2 separate regions of the Homo sapiens genome follow, and region 1 is linked to region 2. The links are chromatin contacts, found by Hi-C or POLR2A ChIA-PET in ENCODE. All regions are on one chromosome and are shown on one strand. The core of a region is the stretch at or near the end of the contact, and the rest is flanking DNA. Distances in the headings are between cores, read along the strand shown. Region 1 overlaps TRPC4AP (transient receptor potential cation channel subfamily C member 4 associated protein). Region 2 overlaps GSS (glutathione synthetase).

Region 1 (4,510 bases), core at 150-2,649, 72 kb after region 2:
AAAATGTTCCTCATGCTTTGCACTAGGATAAATTTCAGCTGAAAGTAAGATACAATTATTAAAAAACTCTAAGATCTAGAAAAATCTCTGCAAAGAAAAAAAAATGATCTAAGAGTTGGAAAAGCCTTTCTGAAGGATTATAATAAACCTAGAAGCTCAAAAAGAAGCTTGTTGACATCAACCACCTAAACCTTTAAAAATTCTGTATGGCAAAACTCAAGCAAAGTCACAAGCCAAATATGACAAACAGAGAACATACATTGGCAATTCATGCCACAGGCAAAGAAATTCCTCTATAAGGAGTCCTACAAATGTCTCTGATTTTTCACTTTTTCAGACTGGGAAAGATGACAAAGCTTTATAAGACCGTGTTGGTGACTTGGGCATTGGGTACATTCACACGCTGTTGGTGGGAGGGCACACTGGTATGACCTGCACAGGGAAGAGTGTTTGGCAGTAGCTCTAAAATTGCAAATCCATAATCCCTTTAAACCAGCAATTCCACTTTAGGAATTTACACTCAGACAGATCCATATAAACACTAAATGATATATATTTACAACACTACTCACTATAGCATTATTTGTAATACCCCAAAATAAATTATGGTATGCCACTCAATGGGATACAAGGCACCAGTAAAAAAGAATCAAGGTATTTTATATGTCGTGAACTGAACAATTGCCGAGAGATAATACTGGGAAAGCAAGTGTGCTCATGCTGTATTACTGATTGTGTAAAAAAAGAGGAATACAATTCGCCTTTGTAAGCATAAAAATGTCTCTAGAAGGATACACTAATAACTGGTAAAATTAGCTGCTTCATGGAACCATTAGAATAGAATGTCAAGGATCAGAGGGGAGAGAGGCTTCACTTATACTAATTTATATCTTTTAAAACAGAACTGCAGGAATGATTTCCCTGTTAAAATTTGTTTATATAACATAAGGCTATTACTAGCCCTTCTCGGGGCTGTTGTAAGGATCGAGTCAGAAAGCAGATGTAAAGCTCTGCACACAGCACCAGTGCTCGCTTATTGCTATTTTACAAGGGGGAGAAGTTCAGCAAGACCAGCCTGGGTAAGGTCAGTGATTGCAACGGCACCTAACTCAGGTGTTCAGATCTTAAGTCTGCCCCTTTCTAGCCCACTACAGGTATGCATTTATCTTGGGAGACCAGAAGCTGACAAAGACATCCCTGGCAGCCTCCATTTCCATGGACCTCTTCCTTCAACATATTAGGTTGTGTAAAAGTAATTGCGATTTTTGCCACTGAAAGTAATAGAGGTGACTATTCTCTTCCTACTAGAAATCACAGCCTCTGGCCAGTGTTAAGACTCATAAGCAGCCCAGAATCTGTTAGACTGAGGCTGATGTAAAATGACACCTGTTCTGCCACTCAGGCCTTTACTAAAACCCAGCCTGGATCTACCTTGCCCTGCTTAACTGGGGGTGGGGAGGTACGGCTGACATCTATGGTGTTCACCAAGCCATGTGCCTTCCTGTCTCACTCCAAAGGGCCCTAAGCCAGGCCCAGGTCACACAGCTATAAAATGTTCCAACAATGGCCCAAAAAAATTCATCCAGTGCAATTGCCTCACTGCACAGACTAGAAACCCAAGCTTAAGAGATTAGGGGTGAGTCACACAGCTGGGAAGAGAGGGGCCTTCTAAGGCAGACTTGGACCTGACCCTGGGTCTCCTAAGTTCAGGCCAGTGCTTAGGTTTGAGGTTTCTACTACATCATTTCCCTTTTCTCTTAACAATACCAGCTTCTCGGCCGGGCATGGTGGCTCACGCCTGTTAATCCCAGCACTTTGGGAGGCCAAGGCGGGCGGATCACTTGAGGCCAGGAGTTTCAGACCATCCTGGCCAACATGATGAAACCCTGTCTCTACTAAAAATACAAAAATTAGCTGGGTGTGGTGGTGTGTGCCTATAACCCCAGCTACTTGGAGGGCTGAGGCAAGAGGATCGCTTGAGCTGGGGAGGCAGAGGTTGCAGTGAGCCGAGGTCATGTCACTGCACCACTCCAGCCTGGGTGGCAGAGCAAGACTGTCTCAAAAAAAGAAAAAAAAAAAAAAAAAAAAAAGAAAGAAAGAAAATAGCAGCTTCTTCATGTGTAAAATTTGTAAAACAAATTTTACTTGTAGAATGCATTATTCCTACTCTCAGGTCCAGCCCCGTAGCCTGCTCTATAGCAGGATGGTAGGCAGGTGGGCGAGATGAAGTGCCACTCTACCAGAGGAGGCAGCGGGTACAGGCTCAGGCATTTATCTCTGCAGTCAGACAGCCCTGGGTTCACAAGATAGCTCTGTGACCCTGGGCAACATTCTTTGAACCCAAGTCCCTTGATAGAAAAGGCGATGGGGGACGATGGAGCTGTTGAAAAGGCTCAGTGAGGTACTGTAGAAGCTACTCAGGGGGCACTAAAAGAAACGACTGCTATATGGATGGTTTTCATTAGCACCAGAGGGATGAAACTTGACAGCACATGGGGAGCCTTTCCAGTCCTGAGATTTCAATTTGGCCAAGATTGGTCTGAGAACTTGGCCCAACTGCTCATTAACGAGGAGGCCTCTTTAAGGAGGAAGCCTTCTGTGAGGCCTGGCCAAGGAAACCCTTCCCCTTGCTACCCAGTGTAGGCAGGATCTGGGAATCCAGATCCTCACGGTGCCCGGCACACAGCAGAAACCCAGGAAATGCTGACTGTGCAAATGAGAACACGCTAGTGAAACAGTGGTTTTGGGGGGCCAGGATTTCAAGGTCATTAGTGGTCCCTTCCCAAGGAACCAGCACTGTAATCATACAGTTTAACTCAAGACCGCAACAACTCATAGCAACCTGGCAACAAGAAGGCTCAGGGAACAGAGAACTGCTGTGAGAGGGCAGAAAGAGGAGACAGGGCAGCAGAGTTTAAATCCTGGCTCTATCCAGGCCTGTCCCCTGAGCGCACAGCCCAGTTTATGCCCTGGCTTTCTCAAGAATCGAGTGTGGGGACACAGAGTCACCACCTGTTGTGTAACTTACTAAATACCTGAAAATTCAAACAACTGTGAAAGTGCCTCGAAAAAGTAATAGCACTCAATGCACAGAAGCTGTCCCTACAATTATTTCACATATAAGCAACTGCGAAAGTGCCTCAAAAAAGTAATAGCACTCAATGCATAAAAGCTGTCCCTAAAACTATTATTTTTTATTAAAAACATGTTCCGTATTGAAGGAAGGGACACCAATGCTGTGGCTATCACCGTGGGATCTCATCCAGTGTCCTGGTTTTAAATACAACCATATGCTGAGGACTCCCAAAGTGATACCTCCAGCCTTGCCATCTCCCCAACACCAGGTGTAGGTAATCAATCCAAGTGTCAATTCTAACACACACCTCAAATCTACCTTGTACAAAACACAACTCCCCATCTTCCTCCCTAAGCCTGCTCCTCCACCCCTTACCTGCTAGTCTTAACCACCTCAATACCTGGCAAATCCATTCTCCTACTTCCTTGGGCGAAAAACCTTGGGAGTCACCCTTAACTCCTCTCCTCACTCTTAAGTTCACATCCAAACCATCAGCAAATCCTATCTTTCAAAACATATCCAGAATGCAACCACCTCCCACCAGTCCCACCATCAATGTGCTGGTCCTAGCTGCTATCATCTCTTGGCCCTATTATGAGGGCCCCTAATGGTCGCCCTATTCCCTTCCTTGCTGTTTCCAGTCTTTCCAAAAGCAGTCAGAGGAATGACTTCTCACTTCACTCAGAGTAAAAACCAAAGTCTTTAAAATGGCCTGTGACAGCTTGACATGACCTGGTCCCTGTGAGCCCTCAGCCCTCCTCTCCTGGCTGTTTGCTCCAGGCTGTCCCGCGCTGCCTCACTGTTCCAGCAACTATGCACACTCCTCCCCAGGGCACTGCCCCCTCCCACCTGGTACACTCTTTCATTCTCTTCTGGACGTTTTCATCCTCACTTGTAAAATGGGGGTAACTGCACCTCTGTTGCCCAGACTTGTGACAGTCCAGTGTCTGACTCAGAAAGATGTGGAAGGACTGCTGAGCCTCCAGCCTCTCCTGCCCCCATGCTTGGTTTCCTCCCTAGAAGGGCGCGGTCTGCAGGAAAAGGCTACTTCTCAATAGTCTTGAGGAGGGCCGCACTGTTCCAAGCCCTTTTTCCTCCACTGTAGGTTATGGGCCCCTCCTCCTCCGTCTTGGAACTACTTCAAGGCTCAGGGAACCTTGCACATCTGGAGCTCCCTGTACTTGCCCAGTTTTCCTAAGCAGACACAGCTCTGGGCTCTGTCCCACTGCCCTGAGCCCACATCAGGTTGGCAACTCCTCTAGCATGTCCACAGGGCCAGGCTTGCCAGCTTTCAACTCTTTAGTCTTCACCTCACAGAGGCAACTGCCTGCTTCTGCCCTCAGCACCAACCAAGACTGCCTAGAAACGCTCCATACAGCAAGGCACAGTGAAAAGACTCCCGGTTCTGGAATCAGCCTGGTTTCCTTATAGGTA
Region 2 (4,409 bases), core at 36-2,535:
GGATATCCCTTATCCGAAATGCTTGGGACCAGAAGTCTTTCGGATTTTGGAAGATTTGCATATACGTAATGAGACATCTTGGGGATGGGACTCAAGTCTAAACACAAAATTCATTTGTTTCATATACACCTTATACTCATAGCCTGAAGATTATTTTATACAATATTTTAATTAATTTTGTGCATGAAACAAACTTTTGACTGTGTTTTGACTGCACCTGTCACATGACATCAGGCGTGGCGTTTTCCACTGGTAGAGTCATGTGGTGTTCAACAAGTTTTGAATTTTGGAGCATTTCAGCTTTTGGATTTTTGGATTAGGGATGCTCAACCTGTACAGTATATACACATCTAGCATGTATATGTAAATACATAATATTTCTAGATATTTAATTCTACAATGAATATATATACATATATATATGTATTATTATTTCTTTTTTTTTGAGATGGAGTCTCGCTCTGTCGCCCAGGCTGGAGTACAGTGTCGTGATCTTGGCTTACTGCAGCCTCTGCCTCCTGGGTTCAAGCGATTCTCCTGCCTCAGCCTCCCAAGTAGCTGGGATTATAGGCACCCGCCACCACACCCAGCTAATTTTTTTATATTTTTAGTAGAGACGGGGTTTCACCATGTTGGCCAGGCTGGTCTCAAACTCCTGACCTTAAGTGATCCACCCACCTCGGCCTCCCAAAGTGCTGGGATTACAGGCCTGAGCCACCGCGCCCAGCCTATATATATTTAATTCTAAAATAAATAAAGAAATTTTAAGAAATTGCCCCAGAATCTGAAGAAAAAAAAAAAAAGATCAAGGGAAAGAGACAGAGAAGGGCGGATGGGCTGAACCATTTCAGAGGTTGCTTCCTCATGCCCTGAGTGTGGCCCAGTCTGTACCCCATCCCATCCAAAGATGAGAGGCCTGAGGTGACAAGAAAGTGTCGCTGCTTAGGAGAAGTAGAAAATCTGACTTTAACCCAATAACCTTCCCTACCTCTGTTTTCCTCCAAAACCAGGCTGACTTCCCCTAATTCCAAATGGAAATATCAGTCTTCAAAGTAGGGTGTCACGGATTACAGAATGTCAACAATAAAGGGATCTTGGATTTAAGCCAGTCTCTTCATTTTTCAGATGAAGAAACCTTAGGCCCAGAGAAGGAAAGGGAGTGGCTTGAGGCCATATAAATAACTGGTCGAGCCAGGATTAGAAGCCAGCTTTCCTGACTCCTATGACTTTTTGTTCTTTGGAGGTACCTTTCCTCTATCCCACCAAGTCAGCTGACACAGTAACACCTCACGGCTCTGCAATCTTCCAGTTCCTTGGCTCTGGCAGCTCCTGGCCCCCCAATGCTTCACTGTCCCCTACCTGGAAAGAGTTTGCTCCAGGAAGGCAGCGTTCTGGCTGACAGCATCCACTAGCAGGTTGAAGTCCATCTGCACAGCATAGGCTTGCTCCAGCAGGGCACTGGGGACCAGTGAGGGGAAGAGCGTGAATGGGGCATAGCTCACCACCTGTGATCAAGAAGAGAGAATGGGACAGGGGTAGGGCACCTGTGAACGGGTTGTCTTCCTGCAAATGGAATCCCATGGAAAGTCTGGCCTATATTTACTGAGGACACACCAACTGTAGATTAGTGGTTACCTTGGGAGAGTGGAAGGGGGAGAGTGGAACCCAGAGAGCTTCCAGATTCTGTGATAGTTTATCTCTACGTATTGAAGAGAGAGAAGCAAAAAAGCAAAATGCAAATAACAAAAAGAAACCCACAAGTTATTGAGCACTTACTATGTGCAAGGTACTATTTTAAATACTTTACATAGATTCATCATTCAGCCCTGTGAGGAAGATACTATTATTATCCACACTTAACAGAGACGGGACCTGAGAAAGAGAGGTTAACAGATCCAAAATTATATTCAGCTAGGAACTGGTGCTGGGATTTGAACCAGAACAGTTAACAGATCCAAAATTATATTCAGCTAGTAACGGGGTGCTGGGATTTGAACCAGGATGGTTACTAAACACAACACACACATACATACATGGAAGCCTGCTCCTTGCTGGTTGATGTTCAAGCCCAGGCCCTTCCATGCATCAGGAGCTCACACTCCAGTTTCCTTGCCTTTTGATTTTGATTTGGTTACTGGGTAGGACAAGTGAACTCTGGTTCCCTTAGTAGAAGCCAGGAGTGTTTTTTCCACCAATGTTAGTGATGGTGACTCAGGTTAACAGGCCTAGAGTTCAGCTGCATTCCGCATTCTTTGGACTTTATCATAGACGAGAAACCCAAATACCATCAAGGACACTGATTCTAGAAGGGAAAAGTGCATTCTGAGATCCCTGCCAACAACTGAACTAGAACTTGGGTAAGAGATGAAAAGAAAATCTTGTGACTTGTATTATAAAGCATTCCTGAGTTTAACCTTTGAGTTAATATCAGTTTGTCATTATGGTGGTATAAGTTTACGGTGTTAGAACTTGGTATTTAGATATTTATTTTTAAAGTACTATTTTTTTTTTTGAGGTAGAGTCTCACTCTGTTGCCCAGGCTGGAGTGCAGTGGTACAATCTCGGCTCACTGCAACCTCCATCTCCTGGGTTCAAGCAATTCTCCTGCCTCAGCCTCCCAAGTAGCTGAGACTACAGGTGTGTGCCACCACACCCAGGTAATTTTTGTATTTTTAGTAGAGATGGGGTTTCACTGTGTTGTCCAGGCTGGTCTCAAACACCTGGCCTCAAGTGATCTGCCTGCCTCAGCCTCCCAAAGTGTTGGGATTACAGGCATGAGCCACCATGCCCAGCCAAAATATTATTATTTTTTTAACAGGTAATACAAATACATGATACAAAATTCAAAAGAGACATAAGAATATATAGTGAGAAGTATGTCTCACTCTCATTCCAGTCTCCTGGGGAAAAGACTGGGCCCCAGCCACCCAGTTCTCCTCCCCAGAGGCAAATGACAGACTAGTGTCTCACACATCCTTCCAGTCATCTTTGTATTGATATATATGTATACACATATATTTTCTCTTTTTTTCACCCCCATAGCAAACTATACTACATTGTGCTTTTTAAATATTTCCTTATATGTTCAAATAGAGCATTTTCATTATTTTTAATTGCTGTATATTATTCTACTCTTAGGATATACCATAATTTATTGAATCTAGTATATAGGTGGTTTCTTTATTTTCCTATTACCATTAATGTTTCAATGGGTATCCTAGAATATACATTCTAGATATTTTCATATATGAGAAAGTCCATACATTCTAAATTTCTAAAAGTAAAAATATCAAGTAATTCAGGTAAATCTATTTTAAATTTTGGTAGATAATTTCTAAATTACCCTTCTCAGCATCTTTTTTTTTTTTTTTTGGAGTGGGGTCTTACTATGTTGCCCAGACTGGAATACAGTGGCTATTCATAGGTGCCATCATAGTGCACTATAGCCTCAAATTCCTGGGCTCAAGCAATCCTCCTGTCTCAGCCTCCCCAGTAGCTGAGACTGCAGGTGTGTACCACTGCCCTGGCCTCAGCATCTAAGATAAAACTGAGGAAGGCTATTTGTGAGAATAAGGTTTATTCAGTCTGAAGCCTTTATGAGTTAGAATGGGAATGACTGCAGATTACATAAGGGGTGACCTAATACCCTGAGTAGCTATGTGATGACTACAGGAGCATTTCCTTGGCTTGAACACATAGAGCTCTGCTGCCCCCAACAAGTCTCATCTTGGCCTCAAAAACTCAGAGTTTTTCTGCTAAGACATCCCTCTGCCTCTGTCCCAGGGCTCATTATGCCCTCCTGAATTTAGGATCAATAGTTTATAGCTGTTCTCTGCTATCTACAGGCTAAAGGCTGAAACACACAGTCTTCTCACTTTTGATAGAGACATTAACATAAAATGACATTACTGGCCGGGCACGGTGGCTCATGCCTGTAATCCCAGCACTTTGGGAGGCCGAGGCGGGCAGATCACAAGATCAAGAGATCGAGACCATCCTGGCCAACATGGTGAAACCCCATCTCTACTAAAAATACAAAAATTAGCTGGGCGTGGTGGCACACACCCGTAGTCCCAGCTGCTCTGGAGGCTGAGGCAGGAGAATCGCTTGAACCCAGGAGGCAGAGGTTGCAGTGAGCTGAGATCGTGCCACTGCACTCCAGCCTGGCGACAGAGTGAGACTCTGTCTCAAAAAAAAAAAAAGAAACATTTTTCTACTATTTAAAAAAACCTATAGCACGTGCATGACAAAATTCTGCTTTGTAGCCAGGAAGCAACAGGGAGTGATAGGAATTGTGGCAAAAAGAAGTACTTGCATCTTCTCTAAAGGGGGCAGCCAGAACTCTGCTCTAGCCAATTGTTGCCATGCAGGAAAGTAGGCCAGAGTTGCCAGATGATATAATTTTTCAA

Evidence for each region. Hi-C counts contacts between places; a loop is a spot of excess contacts on that map. ChIA-PET counts read pairs that join two places held with the same protein, here RNA polymerase II (POLR2A).
Region 1: POLR2A ChIA-PET joins it to region 2 with 12 read pairs in Panc1. The contact joins two enhancer-like sites. A Hi-C loop is called at or near these places in 2 of 168 maps with a recorded cell type or tissue (IMR-90 and mesothelial cell of epicardium). POLR2A ChIA-PET finds 5 or more read pairs at or near these places in 7 of 52 experiments (HepG2, PC-9, Panc1 and 4 more).

The regions. Positions count from the first base shown.
Region 1 is chr20:35,016,537-35,021,046 of GRCh38, forward strand. The region is part of intron 9 of TRPC4AP (transient receptor potential cation channel subfamily C member 4 associated protein); the gene reads right to left. Among named protein-coding and RNA genes, the nearest start is that of MIR499B, 28 kb to the left of the region's middle. RefSeq lists a silencer at 1,557-1,757. Within about 2 kb of position 1,400, at least 4 of the 41 ENCODE cell types and tissues checked have a DNase peak (open chromatin) inside an H3K27ac peak, as active enhancers do.
Region 2 is chr20:34,944,594-34,949,002 of GRCh38, forward strand. GSS (glutathione synthetase) reads right to left here. Exons shown (of 13, transcript NM_000178.4): 3 at 1,360-1,505. Among named protein-coding and RNA genes, the nearest start is that of GSS, 9.0 kb to the right of the region's middle. Within about 2 kb of position 1,286, at least 7 of the 41 ENCODE cell types and tissues checked have a DNase peak (open chromatin) inside an H3K27ac peak, as active enhancers do.